4 separate regions of the Mus musculus genome follow, and all the other regions are linked to region 1. The links are chromatin contacts, found by Hi-C or POLR2A ChIA-PET in ENCODE. All regions are on one chromosome and are shown on one strand. The core of a region is the stretch at or near the end of the contact, and the rest is flanking DNA. Distances in the headings are between cores, read along the strand shown.

Region 1 (7,672 bases), core at 4,157-6,656:
TGAGACCAAACCCAGGCTTTGTGAATGTTAGGCAAACACTGTACCAACTAAGATATATTACCAGGGAAATGCAAATCAAAACAACCCTCAGATTCCATCTCACACCAGTCAGAATGGCTAAGATCAAAATTCAGGTGACAGCAGATGCTGGCGTGGATGTGGAGAAAGAGGAACACTCCTCCATTGTTGGTGGGATTGCAGGCTTGTACAACCACTCTGGAAATCAGTCTGGCGGTTCCTCAGAAAATTGGACATAGTACTACCGGAGGATCCAGCAATACCTCTCCTGGGCATATATCCAGAAGATGCCCCAACTGGTAAGAAGGACACATGCTCCACTATGTTCATAGCAGCCTTTTTTATAATAGCCAGAAGCTGGAAAGAACCCAGATGCCCCTCAACAGAGGAATGGATACAGAAAATGTGGTACATTTACACAATGGAGTACTACTCAGCTATTAAAAAGAATGAATTTATGAAATTCCTAGCCAAATGGATGGACCTGGAGGGCATCATCCTGAGTGAGGTAACACATTCACAAAGGAACTCACACAATATGTACTCACTGATAAGTGGATATTAGCCCAAAGCCTAGGATACCCAAGATATAAGACGGCTGTCTGCATCTGCTCGAGGCCATTTGAGCTGTGAAGCCAGGCAGGGGCCTCTGAGGGGTGAAGCATAAAGGTTGCCACTGCGCAAAGAGAATCCAACCTCAGGACCAGCCTGTGGCCTAGCAGCACATAAGAGCTATAGTGTTGTGGGCAGATACTGGAGGGAGCAAAGTTACACCAGTGGAGACATTTCCCTGAGGATTGTGTTTTTTACCAGTCCCCAAACAGGCAGGGTGATTTTTTTTTTCATTTCTCCCCTCCTTCCCCAAACCCCTTGGATTTAAAATCCTTTTTTAAAAAGTCCCTATAATCTAGGGCATCAGGGGTGCCTAGGTTAGGGATTCATATACTACTGTCAAGTACTCTTCAAGGTGGTTCTGAGAGATGGAAATACAGATTTGCTAAACACATGAAACTCAAGAAAAATGAAGACTGAAGTGTGGACACTATGCCCCTCCTTAGAAGTGGGAACAAAACACCCATGGAAGGAGTTACAGAGACACAGTTTGGAGCTGAGACGAAAGGATGGACCATGTAGAGACTGCCATATCCAGGGATCCACCCCATAATCAGCTTCCAAACGCTGACACCATTGCATACACTAGCAAGATTTTGCTGAAAGGACCCAGATGTAGCTGTCTCTTGTGAGACTATGCCCGGGGCCTAGCAAACACAGAAGTGGATGCTCACAGTCAGCTAATGGATGGATCACAGGGCTCCCAATGGAGGAGCTAGAGAAAGTACCCAAGGAGCTAAAGGGCTCTGCAACCCTATAGGTGGAACAACATTATGAACTAACCAGTACCCCGGAGCTCTTGACTCTAGCTGCATATGTATCAAAAGATGGTCTAGTCGGCCATCACTGGAAAGAGAGGCCCATTGGACACGCAAACTTTATATGCCCCAGTACAGGGGAACGCCAGGGCCAAAAAGGGGGAGTGGGTGGGTAGGGGAGTGGGGGTGGGTGGGTATGGGGGACTTTTGGTATAGCATTGGAAATGTAAATGAGCTAAATACCTAATAAAAAATGGAAAAAAAAGATATATTACCTACCCCTTCCGCTCAAAGTTCTTTGATTTTTTTTCCCCTCATGTTTGTGTGTGTGTTTGTGGGTATGTGGGAATCCAAAAGTGACTTCAGGAACCTTCCTGTATCCCTCTCCATCTTTCCTTCTTTATTGCAGTGGTCTCTCTCTTGAAACCGGTGCTCACTGATCATGCTCATTTAGCTATGTAGCTTGCTCTGGGGAGTCTCTGGTCTTTGCTTTGTCTTTGATTTTTGAGTGCTGGAATTACAGGTGGGCTGTCATACCCACTTGGCATTTATGTAGGTTCTGGGGACCCAAACTTCAGGCTTTATGCTTGTGTGGTAAGCCCTTTAACCACTGAACCATCTCCTCAGCCCTCAAATATCTTTTCATTACAAAACATTTACATTAATTTGTGTGTGTCTGCGTATGTGCTCGGGCACAGCATGCATGTGGAGGTCAGAGGACAGCTTGTAGCAGAGGTCAGGTTTCTCTCTCCACCATGTGAGTCTGGGGGATGGACCTTGGTCACAAGCATCTTTACCTATCTCTTAGCCTGCCTTCAGATTTCTCCAGGAAACAAGCCACTTGATGGTGTTGGTGAGAACAATGATAAAGAATGTTTTTGTAAGCTAGAGATTTGTTATAATGTAAACTCTATGGAATCCACCCTGAAGGAGGTGCTTGCTGGCAGTACAATGAGGGAGGCTCGGGGTTCGTTATTCAGCCTCGGATCGCGGCTCGGCCCTCTCCTGGGCTCCTTTTCTGCCCTCTCTTTCCCACCATGAGTGTTTAAACACAGCCCTTTTCTACCTCTGTTTCCACCTCACCCTTGCTAGTTCCTGTGATTTTCCATCCAATAAGAGAAGGAGAGTGGAGTTTTGCTTTCCCTGACAGCCAAACATCTTGGGGCTTGCTCCAGGCTCCGCCTTCCACACATCCGCCGCTAGTGTGGACTTCTAGGCTCTTCTCCAGCTGCCGGTTTTTTGTTTTTTTCTTTTTCATTCCCACTAGCCGACCTCATTGTTTCTAGGGCTGAAGCCATCCTATAATACAACACTTGCCAATTTGGGAATTGATGGCAGTTTTGCATTTGTGGCACTGGAGGAGTCAGCTTGTCCCATTGTCCTTTTGTCACGAAAATGGTATTAACAGTATTTCCTTCCCGCTGAGCCTGAACATGGCTGGAAACACAGAAGAGTGTCTGGCGAGTCACACATGGACACAACCTGGAGAAGTCACTGCTTTGGGAGCCTCACTCTTGTTTGTGGGAAGTGCCAGGACCCTGCTCTGCTTCTGGCTCGAGCAGAACAACGTGCCATTTGGCTCCGTCAAGCCCCTGTCATGGGTTGCCACACAAACACTGTCTCGTGCTGTCATTTCCTGGCAGTGAACAATCACTCCACATTGCCTCAGGATCCCATCGTGTCTCTCTCCTGGCAGCTGAACCGGTCCTTAAAAAGCAGATGTACAGCTGGAGTCATTCTTTTGGGAACACAGGCAGGAACAAAGCCAGTGTGGCTTATCTGAACGAGCGCCAAGTGTGGTCCTAGGAGCACAGGGCACAGCTGCATGGATTTGGCAATTGAGGAACTGCTCCCCACCTCCCCCCCCCCCCCATTAACTTGTCACAACCATACAAGTGCCTTCCTGTCATTTCTTCATCTGAAACCATGAGATGGGGGAAGGTGGCTCTCTTTTTACACAATCACTCACAAGCCTCACCCCACAGCACTGGGCACTGGGTATGACAACATAGCTCCAGCAGCCAAGCTAACCAGTTGTTTCTAGCTCTTTCCTCAGTTAGTATATATCATGTTCTTGGCCATGCCTTTCAACTCTGAAGTCTCATTCTCTCTCTCACTATTTAAATGAATTTATAGGTACCAATTCAAATTGGTTTCTGTATCCTCCGAGTAGAATGTCCTAAGTTAGTGGAAAATATGTTTCTTTAGATGCACACCAGGAATAATTAAGTTAGACTGTAATCCATCAAACAGCCAACTAATATTTATGTAACATCTATTTTGTGTATTTCACGGTGTAAGGAGCTCATTGTGAAGGTTTAACAGATTATAGATTGCTCAAGAGGTCTGTGTCCTTGAAAAGCTAATAATGGTTATTTTGTATTTTAAATGACAAATGCTTGCTGGTTGCTTGGGTCTTCTTCATAACAGAGATTTAAATATAACCGAGGGGTAAAGAGTGAATTCATTCAGACATTAGGTTTTTGGAGAGCAGTAGTAGATAGTTGTAATAAATGACGTGGACTTTTCTTGTTAGAAGGGAATCCTTCTGGGACTTTCCAGCTTACAAAGCATTATTCTGACAAAGAAATGTTACATAACCCTAAACTGACCATGATCTGGTTCCTTGCAGAAGAAGAAGCTGCCAGGCTCTTGAAATGGTCATTTGATTCCCAAAAGGTGAAAAAAATAAATTAGCAGTTAGGACCACATGCTAACGGACAGAATGGGAAAAGATGGAAGGTCACATGCTTCCCAGTTTGTCTGGAAGGTCACATGCTTCCCAGTTTGTCCTGCTTACGTATCGGATGAGACGCCTGTAGGCCTCTGGGTTACTACTACAACACTCATAAAATACTGCTTCTATGCACAACATGCTTTGTGTAATTATTCTTCATCTCCTGGAATCTTCATGGAGGCCCGCTTTCCCGCCTGTGTGCACCAACAGATCTATAACTCCACAGAACTGCAAGTCCTATTTTTGTTCATTTTCACAGTTAAAGGATTTCAAGATTTTGTGCTTTCTCCTCAGCGATTAGTTCCATCGGCCTGCATCTTAACAGCCGAGAATATGGCTCTGCGGGCCAGGGCATCTGTGTTCAGGAGACTGAGTTATCCTCCCGATAATCCTCCCAGCTTCATGCTAGCAGCTTTTAAATTGTTTAGTATTTCAGAGACAACATCATCTCAGCATATTAAATATTAAGGGCCTCCCTCAGCACCCGAACCTTAAAGTTGTTCTCTGTAAAATCTGCGCGAGTGTTCCCAGGGCACAGAAAGAACGTTACAGCGGGGGTTTTTGGAAGCAGTATGGCTATAAACGTCACTCCCGCCCCTGCCGTTCACAAGGGCCCATTTGCTGTGAAATATTTTGAAAACACAGCTGAAGCGGGGACAGCGCAGAGCGCAAACATGCAAAAATAGGAACGAGCCGAACGTGATGGAAGGAACGTGAAGGGGGGTTCAGGAAATGAACATAAACCTCTAGGGAACTACGCAGGCCGGGGCTGCGGTTTGGGGACCACTGGGGGCCGTTCTCTAGGACTGGGAGGCCTCGCGGGTAGAGGAAGCCGTTTTTCTCCCCGCAGCACCGGGAAGCAGTGGCTGCCTGGGACACAGCCCTCCCAATCCCAAAAATAGCTGCACAAACCGGAGTGGCGCGCTGGCCTGCGGCGCTGGGCGGAGCCACGGGCAGCTTATCACCCCCAGCCAAAGCGCTGTAGCCCAAGCGCAGCAACCGCGCCCAGAGCTCGCCCTTTATAGCCAGTCCCTTGAGCCCCGCCCTAGCAACCGCCCCTAGCAACGCCTAGCTCCAGCGCTCCGCGGTCTTATCGGCCTCAGGCAGGCCTTTCCTGTCCCCCTCCCCCACGCCAGCTCGCGTGACGCCGGGCCACGTGACCGCCTTCCGGAAAGGCGGGGGTGAGTGGTGGAAACCCGGGAGGCGGGGCGCTGGAAGACGAGGCCTTCCGTCATCGAGATGCGACCGGATGGCTGTGTCGCCTAGTGCCTGTCGCAGTCCAGAGGTTCCGTCACCAGACGAAATGGCGGAGGCTGCGGTGGTGGCGTGGGTTCGCGGCCCCGGTACCGTGTGGAAGGCGCTGCCGTGTGCCTCGGTTGGGTGCTCCGTGCGCGATGTGATCTACCGACACTGCCAGGAACAGGTGAGGATGGCGGTTCCCGGGAAATGGGGGAAAGAGATCACCAAGCCAGGCTGGGTTCGTCGTTGGGTGTTTCTGACTAATATGGGGACATTCCTCTGCTAGTCTATGGCAGTCGTTGTTTTGTCCCCACGTCGTAAGAGAATCTCCGTCCATTTACTGCGCTTTGTCCAACCTCGACTACAAACTCTCGTTCTGTTTCTTTTATCCCCCCAAATGATACCTTTAAGGTTCTCTTCTTACATTCACATTATAGATAGGAATATGCTTTCTTACCGACCCTCAGGACACCCATCCAGGCCAAAGAACGGTTAGAGAAGGATATGGAGTCATCCTGACAGAGCCAATCACTCACAGATATTCTTGGGCCTCTTTAGACTCTGCCATGTGGATATAAAACCCTGGTTAAGTGCTTCTAAAGTTTTAAGCTTTAATTCCCAAAGAAGCAGGCTTATACTGACTAGGAAATCTCAAACCTCTTCAATCATCTAAAGAGTTTACTGGGTTCCCTGAGTCTAATTTTAATCTGGGCGTTTGGTATAGAACAGTTTTTCTGTATGACTGCGCCTTCGTTGTAGTCTGTTTTCTCTGCTTGTTATGTAGAAACATAACAAATGTTAAAATACCAAATCTGTTCCTAAAGAGACTTGGATGAGTTCCAAGAAGAATATGTGATTTTCTAATTTCTTTGTCCTTTAAAAAACAAGGACAAGAAAGTCTTTCCTTGTAGCCCAGGATGTTCTGAACATACTGGAGGGCTGGGATTATTGGTGTGTCCCACCACATCTAGCCTTTGTTTTCTTCTCTATTCTGCGGTCTAGTAAGAAAAACAGAACCTTTTTTTAGCCATTCGAATTCAGATACTTTCCAAAACAGGTGACTTTTCAATGTATTTGAAGAATAATTTTCAAGTTTTATTTTTAAACTTAAAATTGATCCATAAACAATAGAATCTTAACAATGAGGAGTGTTGGAAATACACTTTTTTGAAAGGACACAGAAATAAGGCTGGGCCTGGTGGTGTATGCCTCTAATCTCAGCACTTGAGAGGTTTGGGGGTTCTTAGCCACGTCTCTATAGTGGTTTTGGGGCAGCCTGGACTATGTGAAACCCTGCTTGAAAGCAAAACAGCCTCCTATCACCTCGTCCTTAGATTTAACAGAGGCACTGTACATGGACTATGGGAGTCCAGACATCCAGAAAAAACCCCCAATAGAATTGAGTTTGGAGAACAGGTAAGCAGAAGCAGTTATCAGAGAGCATTTGAGTCTGTCTGTTACTTAACAACAGTAAATGTGAGTGCAAGCAGCTTACTAAGGACAGTTTGATGAAATAGGAAAAATCAAGATAGTTCAAGTTCAAGCTATACTTTTTAAAGCAAAACGGTTCTGATCCATGAAGAAGTTTTATCTCTCGCTGAGAGAGGAAGACCTCTGCCCTGTTGATCATTAGCCTTAACAGACATCAGTAAAGGTGACTACAAGTTAATAGGAGACTCCCAAGGACATACTGCAGTAGTAAAATGCTGTAAGGACCTTGACAATCTACTCCTTTCTTATTTGCTGGGGGAAAAGTTGGTTTTAAAAACTGGAGATGAGAAGAATTCGGCTGCTGAAGGTGTCAGTAAGACAGCAACTTTCTGCTGCCCTTTGTCATGAAGGCCCAGGTGTGTGTACAACTTCCAATTAGGGGTTCCTGAGTAGAATATTCTGCATCCAAAATGTGTATTTCCAAGGGAAGAGGAGCCTGGTGTGTTCAACGGTTCAAGCCTGACGTTGGTCATTTAAGTTTCTCTTAACCTCTTTTCTTGTAGCGATGCTTGGTTTTCTTGTTAGGAACTGGAGACATTTGCCATGGTTTCTCTGTTTGCAGCTCCTCACGGCAGAGGGTCAGTACATTTGACCTTAGTGGACTGCACGTTGTCTCTGGTGCTTAGGCTGGTAGGCTGATCCTGCAAAGGTGTGGGTGAATACAGTGTATTGGAACATTTATAATCTACACATTTGGGAAATGTATAATCTACACATTTGATAAAATAGGAAATTCTTCCAAATTCTTTTTTCTACTAGAAACTTAATAGACAGGATTTTTTTTTAAAGATTTATTTATTCTATGTGAGTACACTGT
Region 2 (6,606 bases), core at 2,109-4,608, 53 kb after region 1:
GGGATGGGGAGATGGCAAAGCACTGGCTACCCTTCCAGAGGACCCAGGTTCAATTCCTAACACAGATGGCAACTCACAATTGCGTGTAACTCAATTTCTACAGGATCCAACATTGTCTTCTGGTCTCTGTGGGTACTAGGCACGCATGCAATACACAGATATACATGCACACAAATTACCCACGCACATCAATAAAAACACTTTTTAAAAAGGAATTCTACCCACGGTTGGACAGAGAGAACAGCAGATTCCTTGTTAAGAGTAAGGGAAGAGTAGAGATTAAATACCCTTTTCTGGTCTGGTTTTGTTGGTGCCTTTTTTTTTTTTTTTTTTTTTTTTTTTTTGCTGGCGTCTACAGCCATTTCTAGTTCCTTAACACTAGGTGGCGCTCTGAACCTGTTTGCAAATTAATTCTGCTCTTGCTCTAGGAGCTGGTGCAGAGGCAAGGACCTTTTTGGTGGAAAAGCCAAACTTGTCAATCTTTCTTTGGTCTGTCTGAATTTCCTTAGTTGGTATGAACAAATATTTCTTTTACACCTCTACAGGAAAACCCACGAAACTCTATTTCCTTCTTAAGAGAAGGAAATAATTATAGGCAGCAAGCCAAACCCCATTAGAAGTGGAACTTTAAATTTTTCAATTTTGTATTTGTTTGTATAGTCTTTTGTTTTGTTTTGTTTTGTTTGAAATAGGGTCCTATATCTTTTATAGCCCTGGCTGTCATGGAACTCACTTTGTAGACCAGGCTGACCTCAAACTTAGAGATCTGTCTGCCTCTGCCTTCAGAGGACTGGGTCGAAAGGCTTGTGTCACTACTGTGGCCCAGCTTACTCCAGGCTACCCTTAGCCACACTACGTATCATTGGTTTGCATGAGGTGGTTACAAAAATCCAAAGATGAAAAAGTTTCATCAGTTTTGTCTTTAAAATTGGTTATCTTAGTCTGTCCTACATAGGAAATAATGTTGCCTAATCTTTTGTTGGTTTGTTTGAGACTTGGTCCCCAGGCAGGCTGTATAGACATGGGTGACCTTGAACTTGTGCCCCTAATAACCAGCCTCTCAAATGCTGGGATTGCACCATCTCATGGGTAATGCAGTGGAGGGGAAGGAGCCCCGTCCTTCATGCACGATACTGAATGAGTTATATTCCCAGCCTTCCAACAATAAACTGGAACTTTAATTCATTTTTTCTTTTTTTTCTAAAGATTTATTTATTTTATGTATATGAGTACCCTTTAACTGGTTGTGAGCCTTCATGTAGTTGCTGGGAATTGACTTTAGGACCTCTGCTTCCTCTGGTCAACCCCACCCACTCTGGTCTGCCCCGCTCGCTCTGATCAACCCTGCTCCCTCAGTCCCTGCTTGCTGTGGCCCACAGATTTATTTATTATTATAAATAAGTACACTGTAGCTGACTTTAGACACACCAGAAGAGGGTGTCAGATCTCATTATGGATGGTAGTGAGCCACCATGTGGTTGCTGAGATTTGAACTCAGGACCTTCGGAAGAGCAGTCAGTGCTCTTACCCACTGAGCCATCTCACCAGCCCATAATTTATTTTTTCGAGGCAGGGTTTCTTCTGTCATATATCCCAGACTGGCCTGGAACTCTCAAACATCCTGCCTCTGCCTCTAGACTCCAGCCATTGCAAGATCTGCACAACCTGTCCTGGCTTATCTCGCTGAAGTGTTCTAACAAAGACATCAAGATTTAAATCTATTCTCAGATGTCTTCAAAGGAAATAGAGAGCTATTCTCCAAAAACTGTCATATTGGTTCTCCTTCGATGGTGAGACTGAAGACGGTGAGCCCACGCCTGATATGTAAAAGGCCGGGGTTTCATCTGAAATACTGAAAAAGAAAGAGAGAGAGAGAGAGAGAGAGAGAGAGAGAGAGAGAGAGAGAGAGAGAAGAGAAAGAAAGGAAAAAAGAAAGAAAGGAAGGAAGAAAGAAGAAAGAAGAAAGAAAAAGAAAGACATAGCTTTCTACTGAACCTAATTTTTGGGTAATAGACATGGATTCCTGTGTAATACAGGGAGCTAAGGGAGGGTTGGCTGCTGCAGATTGGCCATCTGCCTAGCCTGGGACACCTCAGTACTCTGTCCCATTGTCTGGTTCTTCCTAATTCTCAGAAGGGGCAGGCGTGTTACTTAAGGATAAGACAAGGGTGAAGGCCCTGAGGCACTGATAAAAATGATGCTGGGGGCGGAGAACCCGGGGAGAGGGGAGGGAGGAGGCTGAACTGGTTTTCCTATTGGCTGGGAGGTCCGGAAGGGAAGGGCTGGACGGTAGGGTCAGGGTGGGGCACTCCTGGAGGGTGTGTCCCAAATGGCTGGGTGGGAAGGTAGCTATTCATCTACCTCACTGTAGCAGAATACAAGAAAGCAGATAGTATGTATGTAGTTTCCAATTCTAGGAAGACTGGTAGGAAGGTCCATTGAGTTCAGGAACTTAAGTCTAGCCTGGGCAACAAAGCAAGAGATTCTGGCCAGAAAAAAAAAATCGTTCCACTTTAACTGTTTGGTTCGTCCATTAATGGAATAAATACACGTTAGAATCTTGTGTAAAATAACGTTTCGGTGGCGTTGGGAAACTGCTTATGATTGGTATACTATAGAAATGTATGTACTACACGCCTATAATCCCATCCCTCAAGAGGATGAGGCAGGAAGGTCACTAGTTCAAGAACAGCCTGGGCTACATAGTGAAACACTTTCCAAAAGTCAAACCCAACTTGTGGCTGTTCCTGAGCCCTCTGGTGCGTCTGGACATGTTTCGAGAAATCTTTCTGGGAATAAACAATACAATTCTAATGGAAGAGAGGAGATGTCACTGGTGATTCGGGACAGCTCCTGAAAAGCTTCGATGCTGGGTCTCTTTGTATACTCTAAAACCACAAGGTGGGGTGGACAAACAAGCAGTCATTTCTCACTGTCTCAGCTGTTTCTCCAGGTCGCCCTGTTCCGGGTAGCAAGAGAAGTCATGCTTGGCCAACAGGCCGTGCAAGCAGTGCTTTAAGGAAATCACTAAATAAATCAACAAATCATGATCTAGTAATTCGTCTTTTCTACCTAGTTCTACTTCGGAAGGAGCATGCCGAAGCTGGCTAGCTGTAGCCTGGTGTCCATGAGGGGTACATCTCTAATAGGCGTTTTGGAGATCTCACTCCTGAACCAGAGTTAGAAACCAACTCTTCTAACCAGGAATTACCAGTGTCCCAGGCAGGGCCAAGCAGACCCGCACCAGCGGAGCTAACAGGTTCCACCCGCTGCGCGATCAGGAGGCGGGCGCACGGCCTGACGGCGATGCCGATTGGTCCGCCCCAGACCCGAGCCTCGGATTGGTTGCCTTGGACACGTGGCCAACCGGAGGCTGCGTATTTGGCGGTGGATGCTCTGGGATACTTGGGGCCTCTCTAGCAGTTCATCTGGTGCATCCCGGTTTGAAAGCTGTTCCGAGCAATTCGGGTCCATCTTTTTCCACGCGCGGACACTGACCCCGGGATCCCCAGAGTCCCCGGATCGGCGCTCGCCGGGATCCTGCGGCCATGAGCGTGGGTTTCATCGGCGCAGGCCAGCTGGCCTGTGCTCTGGCGCGGGGCTTCACGGCCGCGGGTGAGCGCGTGGTCAGCCTTCCCTCTCACCAGAGTGAACGAGTGAGTGAGTGGGTGGGTGGGCGATGAGTGAATGTGAATGGATGGTAGATTTGCATCCATCTGCTGGGAGCATAGCGTCGGAGGCCGGCACTGCTAGAGCTGCTGTTGGCTTCCATTGATGGACTGCATGATTGGGCCATGATCTACAGTTGAAAAACTTTGTTTTCTGTAGGCGTCCTGTCGGCTCACAAGATAATAGCCAGCTCCCCGGATATGGACCTGCCCACGGTGTCTGCGCTCAGGGTAGGCTAGGAGGGATGGAGGGAAGTGGGCAAGAGGAAGAGGCCCAGGAAAAGCGTGTCCGGAGATGCCCTGAGTCTGGCAGGCTCCGACTCTCCTTTAGGGAAGTCATCATTGTAAGCCCTGCACCTTCTCTGAGGCAGCCTTGTGTGGTGGGAGCTCCCAGGCAAAGTTAGTGTCGGATCCTACTGGGGTGAAAGTAGGCATATAAGAAAGGTTCTTTTTGGGCTGGTGAGATGGCTCAGCGGGTAAGAGCACAGACTGTTCTTCCGAAGGTCCTGAGTTCAATCCAGCAACCATATGGTGGCTCACAGCCATCCCTTAACAAAATCTGATGCCCTTTTCTGGAGTGTCTGAAGACAGCTACAGTGTACTTACATATAATAAATAAATAATTCTTTAAAAAAAAAGGTTCTTTTTGTTAGTCTGCTTTGAATTTCACTGCATAGCCCGTGTTGGCTTCTAAGTCTGGAAAATTCTGCTTACCGATGTTGTAAATGACAGCGTTGCTAGGGGACTTGGTGAGTTACGTAGTTTCTTTATTCAATAAAGCTTAATGTCCCAAGTCTTCTAACATCTGGCCAATGTGGGACAGGTGAGCAGATGAAGCACTGTGGATACTGTTTGTGCCTAGTATAGGCTTATGTCCCCAACGCTGTAGGACCCCAGCTATGCACCTCAGAGCCCTAGAGGGGGCCCCGTGGAGACTTGTTACTCCGGTAAACAGCTGTGAGGTTGGGAGTGGGCTTTGCAGCTCTGCTTCCAGACTCTGGGTGCTCAGCTCTTTCCATCAGTTCTCTCTCACCTGGCAGAGAGGTTCGAGATTGCTGGGGTTGAGGGGACAGCCACTTTCCTGGCCATGGTGGAGCAGCTTACCATTTTGTACCTATTTGTCCGGTGGCAGGAAAGGAAAGCTGCCATTTGGGGATAGTCACGGAGCCCTGAAGGCACAGAACAGAGTGTTGGCTACAGTTGACAGAGAGGGTCTGCTATTCTATGGGTGGCACGGGCTCAGCCATATTACCTAGCATTACGGACAGGGTCCCCTACTCCTTACTGCAGAGGATGGGTGTGAATCTGACCCGAAGCAATAAGGACACTGTGCGGCACAGCGACGTCCTGTTCCTGGCTGTGAAGCCCCACATCATCCCCTTCATCCTGGATGAGATTGGAGCCGACGTGCAGGAGAGGCACATCGTGGTCTCCTGTGCAGCCGGGGTCACCATCAGTTCTGTGGAGAAGGTGCTGTTGCCCCGGTGCCCATTGTGTGAGAGGAGGGGTGGCCTGGGAGTGGCTCAGATCCGAGGGAGCTATGTCCTGGACACTCAGTTGGCTTGCTCTCCTCCTCTAGAAGCTGATGGCTTTCCAGCCGGCCCCCAAAGTGATCCGCTGCATGACCAACACGCCCGTGGTGGTCCGAGAGGGGGCCACCGTGTATGCCACGGGCACCCATGCTCTGGTGGAAGACGGCAAGCTTTTGGAGCAGCTGATGAGCAGTGTGGGCTTCTGCACAGAGGTGGAGGAAGACCTCATTGATGCTATCACCGGGCTCAGCGGCAGCGGGCCTGCCTATGTGAGTGGTTCTCACTTGCCCACTGGCTTGCATGCATCCTGGGCAGCAGGAGGGGCTGGCGGAAGAGAGGGCAGCCGGCACATCTCTTGGACATGGCTGGCTGGTGGAAGGAGCTGACCTTCAGGATTGGTCCCAGTCACCTGAGAAAGCCGCCTGTGGTGTGTGGGTGCGCGGATGCTTGGTTCCTGTGTTCAGAGAATATCTCCACAGGCATTCATGGCCCTGGACGCCCTGGCAGATGGTGGGGTGAAGATGGGCGTGCCGCGGCGCCTGGCGGTCAGACTGGGAGCTCAGGCGTTGCTGGTTAGTGTCTTTGCGCGGTTGGTGGTTGGTTTTAGGGTTGTGTTTTGGGGGAGGGGCACCGAGCTGGGCCTGGGTTGAGTCTAATGCTGCTTTGTATCTCAGGGAGCAGCTAAGATGCTGCTGGACTCAGAGGACCATCCAGGCCAGCTCAAGGACAACGTCTGCTCCCCTGGGGGGGCCACCATCCATGCCCTGCACTTCCTGGAGAGTGGGGGCTTCCGCTCTCTGCTCATCAATGCGGTTGAGGCCTCCTGTATCCGAACCAGGTGCGCGTTCTCGCTCTCCCCTGTCTGAGTTCTTCCGTTGGTGTTACTCTTGAAGATTTCATGAGCGCGGTCAGAGTCTGTGCTCTGTTGATAACCACAGTTTTAAGCTTCCTTTAACCAAGGGTTTGCTAACCTTTCTCTACTTAGTTCTTAGCGCACTTCTGATGGCTATGATTAACTTTGTTTATGTAGATGGGTACATTCGAGATCAAACAGTTAAATGATGGAGATGGGATTCAACTGCTGACTGGCTTCAAATTCTATAACTTCCCCTAGTTTTTTTTTTTTTTTTTTTCTTGTGTGGTCACCGATATCACTGGAACACTGTACCTAGCTTGGATCGCACCGGGGGACTGGGATATCCCCTGTTAGTTATTTGACTCTTAAGAAGCTTGGAGCTTCTCTGGTTTGGGATTCTGAGTCTTGGTGGCGTCGGGTTGAGAGTCTGGGTCTGTATAGCTGGGGAAGGCGCAAAGCTCTGGCTCCGAGGTTTATCATCTTCCTGGTGGGGCTTTGTTTACAGAGAACTGCAGTCCATGGCTGACCAAGAAAAGGTGTCTCCTGCTGC
Region 3 (7,135 bases), core at 2,477-4,976, 57 kb before region 1:
GCCCACACTAGCTATCACAGGCACACACTAGCTATCACAGGCACACACTAGCTATCACAGGCACACACTACATCTATCACAGGCACACACTAGCTATCACAGGCACACACTAGCTATCACAGGCCCACACTAACTGTCACAGGCACACACTAGCTATCACAGGCACACACTAGCTATCACAGGCACACACTACATCTTCACAGGCACACACTAGCTATCACAGGCCCACACTAGCTATCACAGGCACACACTAGCTATCACAGGCACACACTAACTGTCACAGGCCCACACTAGCTGTCACAGGCACACACTAGCTATCACAGGCCCACACTAGCTATCACAGGCACACACTAGCTATCACAGGCACACACTAGCTATCACAGGCACACACTACATCTATCACAGGCACACACTAGCTATCACAGGCACACTCTAGCTATCACAGGCCCACACTAACTGTCACAGGCACACACTAGCTATCACAGGCACACACTAGCTATCACAGGCACACACTACATCTTCACAGGCCCACACTAGCTATCACAGGCACACACTAGCTATCACAGGCACACACTAGCTATCACAGGCACATACTAACTGTCACAGGCCCACACTAGCTGTCACAGGCACACACTAGCTATCACAGGCCCACACTAGCTATCACAGGCACACACTAGCTATCACAGGCACACACTAGCTATCACAGGCATACACTAACTGTCACAGGCCCACACTAGCTGTCACAGGCCCACACTAGCTATCACAGGCCCACACTAACTGTCACAGGCCCACACTAGCTGTCACAGGCACACACTAGCTATCACAGGCCCACACTAGCTATCACATGCACACACTAGCTATCACAGGCACACACTACATCTATCACAGGCCCACACTAGCTATCACAGGCCCACACTAGCTATCACAGGCACACACTAGCTATCACAGGTCCACATTAGCTATCACAGGCACACACTAGCTATCAATCACAGGCACAGGCCTTTTACAGATGCTGAAGATCTGAACTCAGACCCCCAGGCTTGTGCTGCAGGTACTTTTGCTAGGCTTAAGCTTGCTAAGTAGCTCAGGCTGGTTTTGAACTCCGGACTTCAACCTCTTTCATGCTGGAATTATAGGAATGTAGCAGTCCTTACGGCTTCACTTGGCCCTGTGACGCAGCTGATTCAACACCACTTAAGTGGAGTCACTGGATACAGCTTAGGCAAGCTCTACTGAGAACGACGCAGCCCACGCCTCCAGGGCTAGAGGACAAGTGTGTGGCGTGTTTGCAGATGGCCATCAATTCGTGGCTGTGGGTCTTCATCAGGCAGCCGGTGGGTCCTGCATGCATGGCCTCTCACTCACTGACAGCAGCAGTCTGTCACCCTGTGGAGATGGCACATGAGAGATCTGCACTGGCAGGTGCAGAAGGCCCAGGTAAGCCGTGTGAGCAGGTGGCCTAGATGCCTTCCATGGCGGCTCTTGCTTCACTGACTCTTCCTGGGACCTCCGAGGTTGCTCCTTGGGATCAATTGGCTGAGAAGGAATGAATTCAAGCCTGGCTTACAGATGGCACTGCAGGATATGCTGGCACCAACAGAAAGTGGGCAGCTGAAGCCCTCAGCCCACTCCAGGAGGACCTGCATAACTTGGGTAACAGAATGTCTTGCAGTGGGCAGAGCATCAAGAGGCGCGCGTGTATTTGTGTACTTGGCCTCAACTGAGAGACGGACGGAGGCAGGGATCTACAATGACTCGGCTGGCCAGTGAGGGAGGAAAACCACTGCTGTCAGGTGACCACCAGGCCTCAGGACAGAGGATGTGTGTGACCGGAGCGCTCCAGATAGGCACAGAATGGGAAGAAGGAAATTGTGTCACAGGTGTTTATGAGTCAGCACTGAAAAAATAAAATAAAATAAAATAAATGCCCGAGACAATTAGGTTCAAAAGAAGAAAGGTAGGGGGATCGATGGCTCAGAGGTTAAGAGCACTGACTGCTTCTTGAGAGGTTCTGAGTTCAACTCCCAGCAACCATGTGGTGGGTCGAACCCATCTATACTGGGGTCTGATGCCCAATTCTGGCATGCAGGAATACATGCAAACAGAGCACTATATAGATAAATAAACAAGGAGAAAGGTTTATCTGGGCTCAGGTTTTGGGTGTTTCTTTTGAGCTGGGGCAAGGCAGCATACTATGGTGGGTACCCCTACCTCACAGCTAGGAACAAGAGAGGAACACACTTTTAAAAGGCACACCTCCCCCAGCCCCCTCTTAAATCTTACTTAAAATCTACTTAGTCCTATTTCTTCAAGGTCTCATCTCCCAGTATCACCCTTTTAATGCAAAATCTGTCAGGGCGACACATTTAAACCACTTCCAAAGAGAATTCCTGCCAACCTGTGGAAGTGAACTGGTCTCTTTCCAGCCACCCCAGTGTTTGCTCAGTGGGTCCATATGGCAGTGATCATGGCAGAAAGGGTGGCAGTTATACATATGACAGCACAGGGATGACTGAACTTAACTGGCATCTACTGCTTAGTAGCAGTAGATTGGCCAACAGCAGAGACCAATGTTCAGCCCACATTGCTACCCAGCCAGGAACCTAGCCAGCCACCGAGTGCAAGCTGACCACACTGGATTCTTTCCATCATGCTAAGGACAGAGATTTGTCCTTTGTGGGTTCGGGGGATGCTTTCCTTGCCCTCAGTGTTTCAGCCGCACAGCACCTCATCACCACCGCTGTTCTCCACACAGTATTGCCTCAGAATAAGGACTCTGCTTTTCACAGAGTAGAAATGGCCTGACCTGGTTTAATCCCATACACAGGAGCAGCTGATTGCCCAGGAGCAGCTGACCTAATGGAAAGAAGGGATAAGCAGCCAGGTGCTTACTGGGCACCAATGCTTTGAATGAGGCTCTGTCTTACAAGGCAGAACGGGTCTCTGAAAGGAGATGGTAATATGGCCAACATATATGGGTCTGGGACTCAAGGGGTGGATAACATAGGGGACCCGGTCTCAAACACAGAGCAAACACCATGGGGACAGGGCCTAGGGTAGAGCAGAGGGTCAAAGTAATGCGTCATTGTGACATTTGTGTGTAGGATGCCTTCCCGTCAGCCTTCTGGGGGCCCCTCCCCATCCAATAGAAGCTAAACAGTCCCAAAGGGAAGTAGCCCCATCTCGTGACTGTCCAAGTCAACAACAGTTGCGCGAAAAGTTATTTAAGTTACCTATCTTTGGTGTTCCTAAGACCTAGCTCCTCCCCCCGGGGCGGGACGCTTAGAATTCCCTCTTCTACTGACTCAGCTCTTCAGGCCCCACGGTTACCTCAGAATTGATGACTTTGGGGCAATCTGCTACGACTGACCTTTTCCTGTCGGGATCCGCAGACTTGTAACCTCTTGAGGCCACAGTATTAGCCTAGCCAGCTTCATCAGGTGTGAAAACTCCTAGACTCCATCCCTACTTTGGGGCCTCCCAAGAGTCAGCTAGATTACCAGTCTCTCAGCTCCTTGCAGGGGACCCATGGAGACAAACCTAAAGCTAGAAGGGCATATAGTCAGGCGTAGACTGCACGCAACATGTCACCCAAGTCCCGGGGGTTTTGGAGGAGAGGGCGTTTTCGCTGAGTGGTTTAATGACCCAGACCCGTTCTCCAGGCACAAAAGACTAGGGACGGGGCCCAGCTCCGCTCCTTCCGGAGGGTACAAATCCACCCGGAGAACCAGTTTGCACCGGTCCCCAGGACACAGCAGAGGGGGCCCGAGGGAGCTTGGGGGCGTCACCGGCACGGAGGAGGAGCGGGAAGAGCCAGCTCCAGGGAGGCGTGGCTTATAGGGATGCACTGGAGCGATGGGGGACCGGAGTCAGGGCTGAGGTCAGGGCACCCGCAGGATTAGCCTTCCGACACACCACGCAGCGACCGGGATTTGCGGGAAGGAGCTGATGAGCAGCCATCTGCTGGCCAGCCTGGAGCCAGCGTGGTTGCCTTGGTGCTGCCTCAGGGTCAATGGTGCTTGGGTCAGCCAAGCCTGGCATACCTCGGACCTGTGGACTTCACGCTGAAGCTAGTGACAAATGAAATCCTAGCCACTTCTCTCTTCCCCTCCTTCCTTCCCTCCCTTCCCTCCTCAGAATCAGACTCAAGTAGATTTTTTATACATTCTCATAATTTTTATTTTATGTGCCTTGGCGCCTTGTCTGTATGTATGTCTGTGTGAGACTGTCAGAGCTCCTGGAACTAGAATTACAGTTACAGACAGTTGTGAGCTGTCATGAGGGTATTGGGAACTGAACCCAAGTCCTCTGGAAGTACTCTTACCCATTGGGGCATTCCTCCAGCCCAGTTAGGTTTTTTGTTTGTTTTTGTTTGTTTAATTTCTTAAGTCGGTTTTTCCAGATGGGGTTTTTTTCTGTGTAGCCCTGTCTGACCTGGTCTCACTCTGTAAACCAGGCTGGCTTCAAACTCATAGAGATCTGTCTTCCTCTGCATAATTAATCCTCAGAAGTGCTGGGATTAAAGGCCTGCACCACCACTGACATAATACACACACACACACACACACACACACACACACACACACACATATATATATATATATATACACACACACACACACACAGTAAGGCTAGCCTGGTCTACAGACCGAGTTCCAGGCCATCCTAGGATACAAAAAGAAACTCTGTCTCAAAAAACCAATAAACAAACAAATAAAATAAAAAGTTACATTTAGCCATCAGTGGAGGCTCACACCTTTAATCCCAGCACTTGGGAGGCAGAGGCAGGCAAATTTCTGAGTTCAGGGCCAGCCTGGTCTGCAGAGTGAGTTCCAGGACAGCCAGGGCTACACAGAGAAACCCTGTGTGTGTGTGTGTGTGGGGGGGTTACATTTATTTGTTCATCCCCTCATTCCTTTTAAGGACACGTGGAATTCAAGGACAACTTTGAAGTCACCCCAGCACCTAGAGTAGCAATGTAGGACTGGTTCCCACCAAGGCACCAAGGGGGACCAGCCCTGAACCTAACTCCTGGCATTTTGTATAGATCCATGGCCCTACGTTACATTTTGACCAATTACATCTTTCACAGAGACAGAAATTCCCCTTTTGGTTGTTTGGACGAATGGGATGATTTACAATGTACAAATATTGTCCTAATTATCCCAGGACAGACTAGGGCTGCTTTCGCTAGGCTGCTGTTAACCAACTCATCCCACCTGGCTGAGACCACACCCAACTGTTTGTTTTTTTGAGGCAGGGTTTCACTATGTAGCTCTGGCTGGCCTGGAACTTATTCTGTAGATCAGACTGGCCTGGAACTCAGAGACCTGTCTGCTTCTGCCTCCTGGGTCCTGGCTCCAATTAAAAGTTTGAGCTACTACGCCAGCAAGTGAGCAAAATGAACAGTCAGCATCTTTAATACGTCAGAAGTAAAACTTTCCCTTCCTACAGTTGCTAACACATCTGGGTAGCTTACTCAGTCACCCTTGAGTGCAGCTTCAACCGAACTCTTCTTTGTGCAACTTAATATTTCTGAAACAAGCTTACTATATATCCTTGATAACAGTGATTTATGACTGTTTCTCTTTATTGTTCCTTCCAACTTGTGGGTTCCGAGGATGAAACTCAGGTATTCAGGTTTGGTGGCAAATATTTTACCCACTACTAATCTTAACCTTTTCACTAGCCCTATTCCATGGTGGGGGTGAGGGGTGGGGGACAGCATGTTTTCATGAAGTTCAGGTACTCTCAAACTTGATATGTAGAAACAAAGATGACCTTGAATTTCTGGTCCTCCTGACTCCATTTCCTCATGCTGTTTTTATAGGCTATGACCAGTGAGCTCATGGGACTTTTGAGACTGAAGTCATACCCAGACTATCTCAAGAAAAACACACACACACACACACACACCTCTTAAAGCAAGAGTGTAGGTAAAATGCTCTGGTTATGGTCACAATTTCAATAGTCTGACAGTTTTCTGCTCAAAGCCTGAAATCTCCTCAGACCAAACACTGTTGACTATGAAGGAATGGAGCTCAGGAGTTTAACAGGGAAACAGGGTCGTTCTGTCCAGGGACAGCAGGACTCACCGGTACCCACCTGAAGTTTCAGGACTTGAAGCAGGAAGATCAGAAGGCCAGCCTGGGCTCCACAGTAGGACTGTATCTCAGTGAAACAACCCCCTCAAACACGGACCTACCTGAGACACGGGCTGGGCACTGATGAAACACAGGGCAAACCCACACCTTCTCCTTTCATGTCTGAAATGGAAATAAATACCACTGGACCACAGCCTAAGTTCCCTGTGGGAGCTGTGGCCTGAGGATCTGATCCTTGTGGTTCCCTACACCTCCCAGTGCCTGACTTGCTTTGCCTCTTGTTCCATTCAGTAACATCTTCCCTGTAGCCACTCAGACCCCAGTCCCTGGCACCACTGACCCTCTTTTCTCAGGCAGAGTCACAGCCACTACATCCACCAGGTCCTCGCCATCCTATCTTTCAAGAACATCCAGGTTGCCACCACTAAGTCCAGTGCGCTCTGTCACTGCACATTTAGCTTACTAAATGGTTTCCCATCTGGTCCTCCTTCCTGCTCTTCGTGTACTGACACACAGCAGCTGGAATGATCTCACCAATGCATCTCTTACCACCTCCTTCAGCTTGACGCCCAACCAGTGTCCTTGCAGGTCCTATGACGCCCACATGGTCTGGCTCCACATCTGTCCTCCTTGTCTTCTGTTGCAGACATGCCCATACCTACTTCTTGTTCCTTGAGCACCCCAGGCTGTCAGCAGTGATGGGAAGCAACAAGACCTGACAGACATACTTCTCTCTCCCACCCTGATCCTTGCTCTGTTTCTTCAGGAATTTACTCGAAAGACATCTTATTGATGGCAACTTGTGACAACCTCCCCACCCACGTCTCGGTACCAATTCCTTTACAACATATCTATCTCCATTTCTTTTCTCTTTAGCATTTGCCAATATATTTAATAATCTACTTGAATGCATTATTTCTCTCACCAGAATGCAGCCCTGTGGATATAAGGGCTTGTTCAGTTCTGTAGGCCCACAGCATCTCTTGGTACCTAGGAGCAGCTCATAAAGACTAGGAAAGGCAAGCAGAGCA
Region 4 (7,221 bases), core at 665-3,164, 38 kb before region 1:
AAGAGAGAAACATCTTTTCCCCATAGCAAAAAGTATGACTATCTTCCTGTTAAATTACACGGACATACTGCTTAGACACTATCCCACTGCTCGACGTTTTAGAAATACCTGTAACGATGAGGTTTCTTCACCCCTCCAGTAGAGGGCGCACTCTTGCGAGCGGCTTTTGTAGCCAGTTGTTTCCTGGGTGCTTTACCACCGGTGGATTTGCGGGCAGTCTGCTTTGTACGAGCCATGGTAAGGACACCTCCTTACTTACCTATCAGTGTTTAAAAAACAAAAAATATCGGATTCAACTAAAACATAACAGTATTCCTGCCAGAACCCCCCCCCCCCAAATCTGGAAATTAATCAGTATGGGGGAGGGGGGGGGACTGTTATATAATTAGTTTGGAAGGGCGCGGATTACATCTATCGCCCAAACATGATTTAAAACAAACTAGAAAATTGTCAGCATTTATACTTTATAAAGCTATTTCCGAGCGATAAAACAGCCAAAACCAGAGAGACGCCCCCCACCATGGCTTTCGATCCAATTCATTTAATTAAAGTAGAAATTAGAAACGTCTGCAAACATTCGATCACAAACAAGTCAAATGAACGAAGCCACAAACACAGAAAGGTCGAGTCAAATTACAGCCAAAAAAAAAAAAAAGAAAAAGAAAAAAAAGAAAGAAAAAGGTTTCAGCGCCCCCCCCCCGCTCGGTTTGCTGCCCCCCTCTCGCGCCTGGCAGTTGGGTTGCTGTAAATATCTAAAAACATTCTTGAGGTTTGTTTCTTTATAGTTATGTTGACAAAAAGGCGTCTCGAAATGCAAGAACAACAGCCATCGCCAGTGAGCATTCCACAAAGCCCGTCCCCCTCCCGGGCTTCGCTATGGAAGCCGACTGCCCCGCACCCAGGCTTAATTAGCGCTCGACACCGGCCGCCCGGCCCACCCAGCACCACATAAACTTTTGGTTCTGCCTCCCCTGGGTCCCTAGGTTCGGGGTACCGGACCTGCCCGTCTCGGTCCCCGCACCCCGCGCTGGCAACGAGCGACTCGGCTCCCGAAGACTAGCACAAAATGGAAACAATTGGAAACGTATCCGATTCCCTTCCAGAGAGACAAACAGCAAATCGTTCGAAAATACCCCATCCCCTGCCACGTGCCGCTCTCCAAAAATGCAAAAGTTCTTTTTTTTTGTTTTCTGCATTTCATAAGCATCGTTTCTTTTTCTCCAAAAAAGGCAAAAAAATGTTCTTAAAATTTTTTCCTTCCATTTTAAAATGGGGAAGAGAGAAACGGGGGGAAAAAAAATATGGTCGGTGACCAGAGAAGAGAGACAAGATGGTGAAGCTCAGGCACAACTGTGGAGAGGCAGCAAAAAGCGAGTTAGCCCGGGGTGGAAAGCGGCGGCGATTTTACCCCCTTTGCGCCCGAAAAACTGGGGCCTGGGACCCGGAGGCGGCAGTTAAGAGGCTCGCGCGGGACATGGTGAAGGTCTGGGGTCCCGGGAAGGGGCAGCGGGAGGGATTTCACCGAAGAAAGAGGAGCCCGCGGCGCCGGAGGGAGACAGGCTCGACGCCGCGGCGGTGCCACTGCTGGGCTGAGACGGAGAGACCGGGGAGCCGCCGCCGCCACCGCCCGCGGAAGGCAAACTCGCTCCCCATCTCCATTTCTGCGCCAAAAAGTTTGCGGGTCGAGCCCGGGGGGACTGTGGGTGCCTCCGTGGGCCCCTACGAGGCCGACGGCGAGCGGAGCCCGGCTCCGGGAAGGCGGGCAAACGGAGAAACTTACCCCCCTTCTCCTTCGGCTGGAGCTCGGCAAGCGAGAGGCGGCGCTGGCGTTGGAGAGCGGCAGCGGCGCGGCGAAGGCTGCGAACACAATTGAAAGATGGCTGACACCGAGGCTTTCCCCTACACACGCCGCCCCGCCCCGCGCCGCGCTCCAGCCAATCACACACAATGGAGGGAAGGCTCGGCCCCGCCCAGGGCCCCCGCGCGCCCCGCCCCTCCCCTCCCCCCGCGCGCTCGTTCGCTGGCGCGCGCTCGCTCCTCCCCCGCGCGCCGCCCGCCCATTCCTCCCGCCGCCTCTCGCGGTGTGTACAAACACAAAAGACACGCCGAGGGGCCCGCCGAGGGGCCGTCTGCCCTAGTCCGTCCCCGGCCCACACTCCCTCCCCGTCGGACGCAGGCGTTAAGTGAGCCCCCGAAGCCCAGCTTTGGGGTGCACAGCGGGGGGTGTGGGGGCGGGGAGGGCGGCGCGGGCTGCGGACCAGCGCCCGGCCTGCGGGGGGAGGGGCATCGCCCCCGCGCGCGCCCCCGAGGTTCCCGGCCCGTGTGGGGGCGGGGAGAAGGCCGGGACCGTACGGTCGCCGCGCCCCAGTTGAAAACGCGCCCAAGCGGGAAGCTAGCTGGCAAAGTGGAAGCCCCAGTCCCGCGCCCACTTTCGGACCGCGCGGCGCGCCAGGGGCGGGGGACCCGCGGGCCTCTTCCCGCCTTCGCTCCCCGCCGAGCGCGGGCCGGTCCGGAGGCTCGGGCCAAGTCGCCTGAGGACAAGTCGGTCGCAGACTCTAGCCCCGGGAGAGGAGGGGCAGCCTGCGGGGCAGTGCGGAGACTGTCAGCGCGTCGCAGGTGGTGGCACCGGGGCCGAGGGACAGGGCTCGCCCTCTTCCTAGGCCGCGGTTCTTGGTGCAAGATGGCTGTTATTTTGTAAGCCTCTGAGACAATGTGCAACACAGCTGTAGCAGTCTAAGGCAGAGTAGGCCTTTCCACCCCTTCGCTGTTTGGAGGAGCGCTGCAGAAATCTCGTGACATAAGAGTCTAATGTCAGACACAGGAGGCTGAAACGGCAGGTAGAAGGAAAAGCTGTTTCCCGCTTTCCTTCTGCCCAGTAGCTTGGGCAACAGACTGCATAGCTCAAGTTCTCATTAAGTGACCCACAAACATCTGAACCGTCCCCAGGTGGTATTGACCAGGCTACACAACTCTGGGTGAAGGCTTTCGGTAGAAGAGTCACAAAGGTCCCGTAGGGTACTGATGAAGGACAGTAGCATACATGTAATCTGAAGACCTCTCAAAGCAGTCTTATCATGAACATTATCCTGAAACAGATATGTGGAAATCAGATATGAGAGAAGAAATGGATTTGGCCAAGGTCACTGAACTGAGGAACAGACCCTAGAGGGAAAAAAAACAACAACCCAGGCCTCCTGTTTCATTATTATTTAATGAGTGTTAAGTGTTGATGAACACATGCAATCTGCGATACTACCCTAAATGCACATATGCAAAAAACCCTCCACAGAGCTGCCAGTGAAAAATTCCTATAATTTGAGCCAAGAAGCATTTTTTCCCCTCTTGCTTGTTTGTGTTTTGTTTTCAGGAAACTAAAATATTTGTTGCTGGATTTATCCAAGAAGGCTGTTACATATCAATTGAATCAGTCATATCTTCAAGAAATGTTAGCTTGTCATAGATAGTACTATCTATGTATGCTAGGTTTCCTCATACATTCTTCCTGGCTTTAAGCAGATGTTTCTAAGGGATGGAAGGACCTTGTCTGGTGAACTACTTCGTGTGGATTGTGGGTTCTGTGAACCGACTGAAGTTGCCCATCTCTGACATGGAAATAGTAGTTACTTGTGTGATGGTAGTCCGCAAGCTCTTTCTGGAAATATGACTGGTTATCCTCTTAGTAATCAGGAAGTTTCCAGATTTGCCATATATATATATATGCCATATATATATATATATGGCATGCCAATTCTGCTCCGAACAATTTTTGGAAGACTGGGAGTGCTTCAGTGAACAGCACCGGTACCGGTCCAGCCCTGATTGAGTCCTTCTCTAGAAGCATCGCCTTGCACAGGGAAGCTGCACTTGGCCAGGGGACAGGATGCTTTGGAGCCCCGAGGATGGCAAACGACTGTAGCTAATAGAAACAGGCTTTATTTCCAATTCATGGCGCCGCTAGGAGAGCTGCTCCTGGGGGGGAGAAAAAGCCTTTTTCTTTTCAAGGATTCTTAAGGGGCACCAGAGGTTAGTCTTTTGTTGTCTTAGAGTCTCCCCGTGTAGCTCTTGGTTTAGCCTGGAACTGACATGTAGACATGTAGACCAGCGGGCTGGCCCCCACCTCCCAGGGATCTGCCTGCTTTCTAAGTGCTGGGATTAAAGGCACATGCCAACAGCCCCAGAGGACAGACTCCACTCCTGGAGCTCAGCCACCCCTCAACATTTGGAGTTTATCGTAATGGAAAGAGGGGAGCAAGAGCTTAAAATCAGGTTAAAATCTTTGCCTAGAATAAGATAATTATGGCCGCTAATTAGGATTTGCTTATAAGTGAAAGGATAGGATAAATTGGCAAAGCTAGATGTGATGGTGCATGCCTATAATCCTAGCAGTTCAGAATCAGACCCGGGAGGACCTTTGGGAGTAGGAGGTTAGCCTGCTCTCCGGACGGTGTCCCAAACCTGTTAAGTCTACATGGGAAGACCATATCAAAAAGTCAAAAACAATGCCAGCCACTTCATTCTTCTTGCTCACTAAGCACAAAAAACTGCTGCCTGTTGGAGATGTTTCTGAGCACTTACCACCCTTTTCTTTGAGGTGTTGATTTAAATCTGTTGTTTGTTTATGGTCTGTTTCCTGCCAGTAAGAATATAAACTCTAGGAATACTGTTGCCTGTTTCTTCTACTGAAGCATTGTCCCGCTGCATACATACTAACACATTGGGTTGGAGTCCTTTTTCTTTCATTTCTTTCTTTGTTTTTGAGACAAGGTTTCTCTGTGTAGCCCTGGTTGTCCTGGAACTCACTCTGTAGACCAGGCTGGCCTCAAACTCAGAAATCTGCCTGCCTCTGCCTCCGAGTGCTGGGATTAAAGTCGTGTGACACCACACCCAGCAGAGTCCTTTTTCTATTAGCTGTAATCATTGGGAAATCTCACCCACTCCATGGAAGTTGTCATACACTAAAATATATGAAATAGCACAATTAACTCCCATGTACCCATTATATTGACCCAGACCAATTTTGTGTTCCTTCTTTTGACAGGGTCTCACTATGAAGCTCACACTGGCTTTGGACTCATGATCCTCTGCCTCACTCTGGCATAGGCCATGACAACCCAGCTCTGGTAAGCCTTTTGAATCTCATAACCTATAGATTCTCCCTGTGTTCATGCTTTGTTGAAAAGCATGTCATTCGTCTTGTGGTCTCAGATCCTCACTTTTCTCCAAAACTCTTCTCTTCTTGCCCAGAAAATAGTGTTATCTGTTAAGGTGCTCCATGCAACCTGTGAGAACCACCTCTTAGACAGTCCTCTGGCCATCCATGACAGGGCCTCATGCTGGCCAGGTAGCTCCTCTGACCCGCCTGTCTCCACTTCTCAGGTGCTGGGAAATGTGAGCCAACACACTTGGGTTTTTGTTTTTGTTTTTTCAAGACAGGATTTCTCTGTGCAAGTCTGAGCTCCACCTGCCACTGCCTCCCAGGTGCTGTGGTTGAAGGCCTGTGCCATCATGGCCCTGGCCTCACTTGGCTTTGTATGGTGCCAGGGATCAAACCCAGCACTTCGTTCTAAGAAAGCACTCCCTTTCTTTATTAGCAATACAATCTTGGGATGGGGGTAGGACTTAAAGCTAATAACCTGAGTCTGACCCCAATAAAACATTTTTTAAGGTATATACTAAATACAGTTAAACTTTTTTTTTTTGAGACAGTTGTCTCATGTAACCCAGGCTGGCCTGAAACTCAATATACAGCTATGGGTGATTTGTCTTCACCTCCCCAGAGCTAGGATTACAAATGTGTACCCTCCATCCCTAGTTTTATTTGGTTCTGGGGCTCAAACCCAGGGCTTCTTGAATGTCAGTCAAACACTCTATCAACTGAGCTCAGTCACCAGCTGAAATTTTTAAGGGGTATTGAAATTTTTGTCTTTATTTTATTTTATGGGTATTGGGGTTTTGCCTGTGTGTATACAGTGCCCTCATGTTCAGAAGACACCAGATCCCTGTGGGATGATTGTAAGCCACTATGTGGGTACTGAAAATCGTACCTAGTCCTCCAGAAGAGCAGCTAGTTCTCTTAACCACTGAACCATCTCTCCAGCCTCCTAAAAGCTGTATTAAAATAACAATACAGGTCAAACTGTAGAAAGTTTAGGAGTCAGTCTGCAACTGCTTCGGGTACCACCTGGTAGAAAATAGGAAACGTGGGTGTGAACCAGCCCTGCATGCTTTCATTTGGGGCTGTTCTATGCTCCCATGGTGTCCCTCAGGCTCCTTGGCCTTGCTGGGTTATGATCTCTGCTGCTTCAGAGATCTAGGGCTGGGAACTAAGCCAGAGCACCTTCCTGGCTGTACTCAGTGCTTCATTTGAATTCAGCCAGAGCTGCCCCTCATCTGTTTCCCTACACAGTGAGGACCAAGGGACACAGAGTAAGCCGCCTCTGTTGAGGCTGATCTCCAGTGAGCATCCCCAGATGGGGCTACTCCCAACCAAAGACACTGGTTCCAAGTAAGGAGCAGGTCTTATCTCCTGGCACCTGTATGTCCCATAGTGAAGTCCTCTGGGCTGCTCTGTGCCTCTGCTTCTCGTCAATCCTCAGCTACCTCTGCACCATGTCTTCCTCACCCCACCCCCACTTGAAGCTCTGTGGATTTCTATGCTGATTTCCATCTTAGAAATGTAGCAGCTGGTGTGTGTGTTAGCTGGACTGAGGTGAGTTGTGAGTTTAACAAGAGGTACCTGTGGTTCAAATACTGTTCGTTGTCAGCTCACACCAGACCTGCCTATGGAGTCATCTGTAAGATGTGCCTCCCCTCCTCCCCCAGGCTATCCAAATGGGAAAACCCGGGCCCCTCAGAGTCTGGTGTGTTTCACCAGTGGGCCGAGGGTTACACAACCATTTCACCAGCTCAGACTCCCTTGGATGGTAACTGCTCACGAAGTAAACTAGAGATACCCTCCAGAAATCTATAAATGAAGACACGTGGGTCATCCTAGCCCAGCTTAAATGAACTGGATAAGTGTGGGTCTGCCTTGAGGAATGAGTGATGGAAAAAAAAAATTTTTTTTTTGAGACAGAAACTCTTTGTATTCCAAGCTAGCCTCTAACTTAACAGCCTCAAGTTCTGGGATCATAGGTGTGCCCCGCCTATAGTGAATCCATGTGACCATAGTGAACCCAGGTGCAAACAGGGCTATAATGAAGCCCTTCTTTCCTACCTTCC

Evidence for each region. A loop is a pair of places that touch in the nucleus more often than their neighbours do. ChIA-PET counts read pairs that join two places held with the same protein, here RNA polymerase II (POLR2A).
Region 2: POLR2A ChIA-PET joins it to region 1 with 20 read pairs in embryonic stem cell. The contact joins the promoter of Pycr2 here to the promoter of Sde2 in region 1. POLR2A ChIA-PET finds 5 or more read pairs at or near these places in 4 of 5 experiments (Patski and embryonic stem cell).
Region 3: POLR2A ChIA-PET joins it to region 1 with 46 read pairs in embryonic stem cell. The contact joins the enhancer-like site here to the promoter of Sde2 in region 1. A Hi-C loop is called at or near these places in 4 of 37 maps with a recorded cell type or tissue (T-helper 1 cell, T-helper 17 cell and v-Abl transformed pro-B cells). POLR2A ChIA-PET finds 5 or more read pairs at or near these places in 4 of 5 experiments (Patski and embryonic stem cell).
Region 4: a loop to region 1 is called in a map of gastrocnemius, with 12 times the contacts of the local background. The contact joins the promoter of H3f3a here to the promoter of Sde2 in region 1. A Hi-C loop is called at or near these places in 19 of 37 maps with a recorded cell type or tissue (T-helper 17 cell, adrenal gland, gastrocnemius and 4 more). POLR2A ChIA-PET finds 5 or more read pairs at or near these places in 4 of 5 experiments (Patski and embryonic stem cell).

The regions. Positions count from the first base shown.
Region 1 is chr1:180,845,745-180,853,416 of GRCm38, forward strand. Sde2 (SDE2 telomere maintenance homolog (S. pombe)) reads left to right here and starts at 5,407. Exons shown (of 7, transcript NM_145943.1): 1 at 5,407-5,548. The coding sequence starts at 5,429.
Region 2 is chr1:180,900,916-180,907,521 of GRCm38, forward strand. Pycr2 (pyrroline-5-carboxylate reductase family, member 2) reads left to right here and starts at 3,359. Exons shown (of 7, transcript NM_133705.2): 1 at 3,359-3,615; 2 at 3,829-3,899; 3 at 4,959-5,138; 4 at 5,248-5,469; 5 at 5,680-5,772; 6 at 5,875-6,038; 7 at 6,562-6,606. The coding sequence starts at 3,549.
Region 3 is chr1:180,790,490-180,797,624 of GRCm38, forward strand. It overlaps 2900024J01Rik (a long non-coding RNA gene), which reads left to right. Exons shown (of 3, transcript XR_373751.4): 3 at 1,137-2,140. Among named protein-coding and RNA genes, the nearest start is that of 2900024J01Rik, 16 kb to the left of the region's middle. Within about 2 kb of position 3,727, at least 1 of the 3 ENCODE cell types and tissues checked has a DNase peak (open chromatin) inside an H3K27ac peak, as active enhancers do.
Region 4 is chr1:180,811,691-180,818,911 of GRCm38, forward strand. H3f3a (H3.3 histone A) reads right to left here and starts at 1,915. Exons shown (of 4, transcript NM_008210.5): 1 at 1,781-1,915; 2 at 109-259. The coding sequence starts at 236.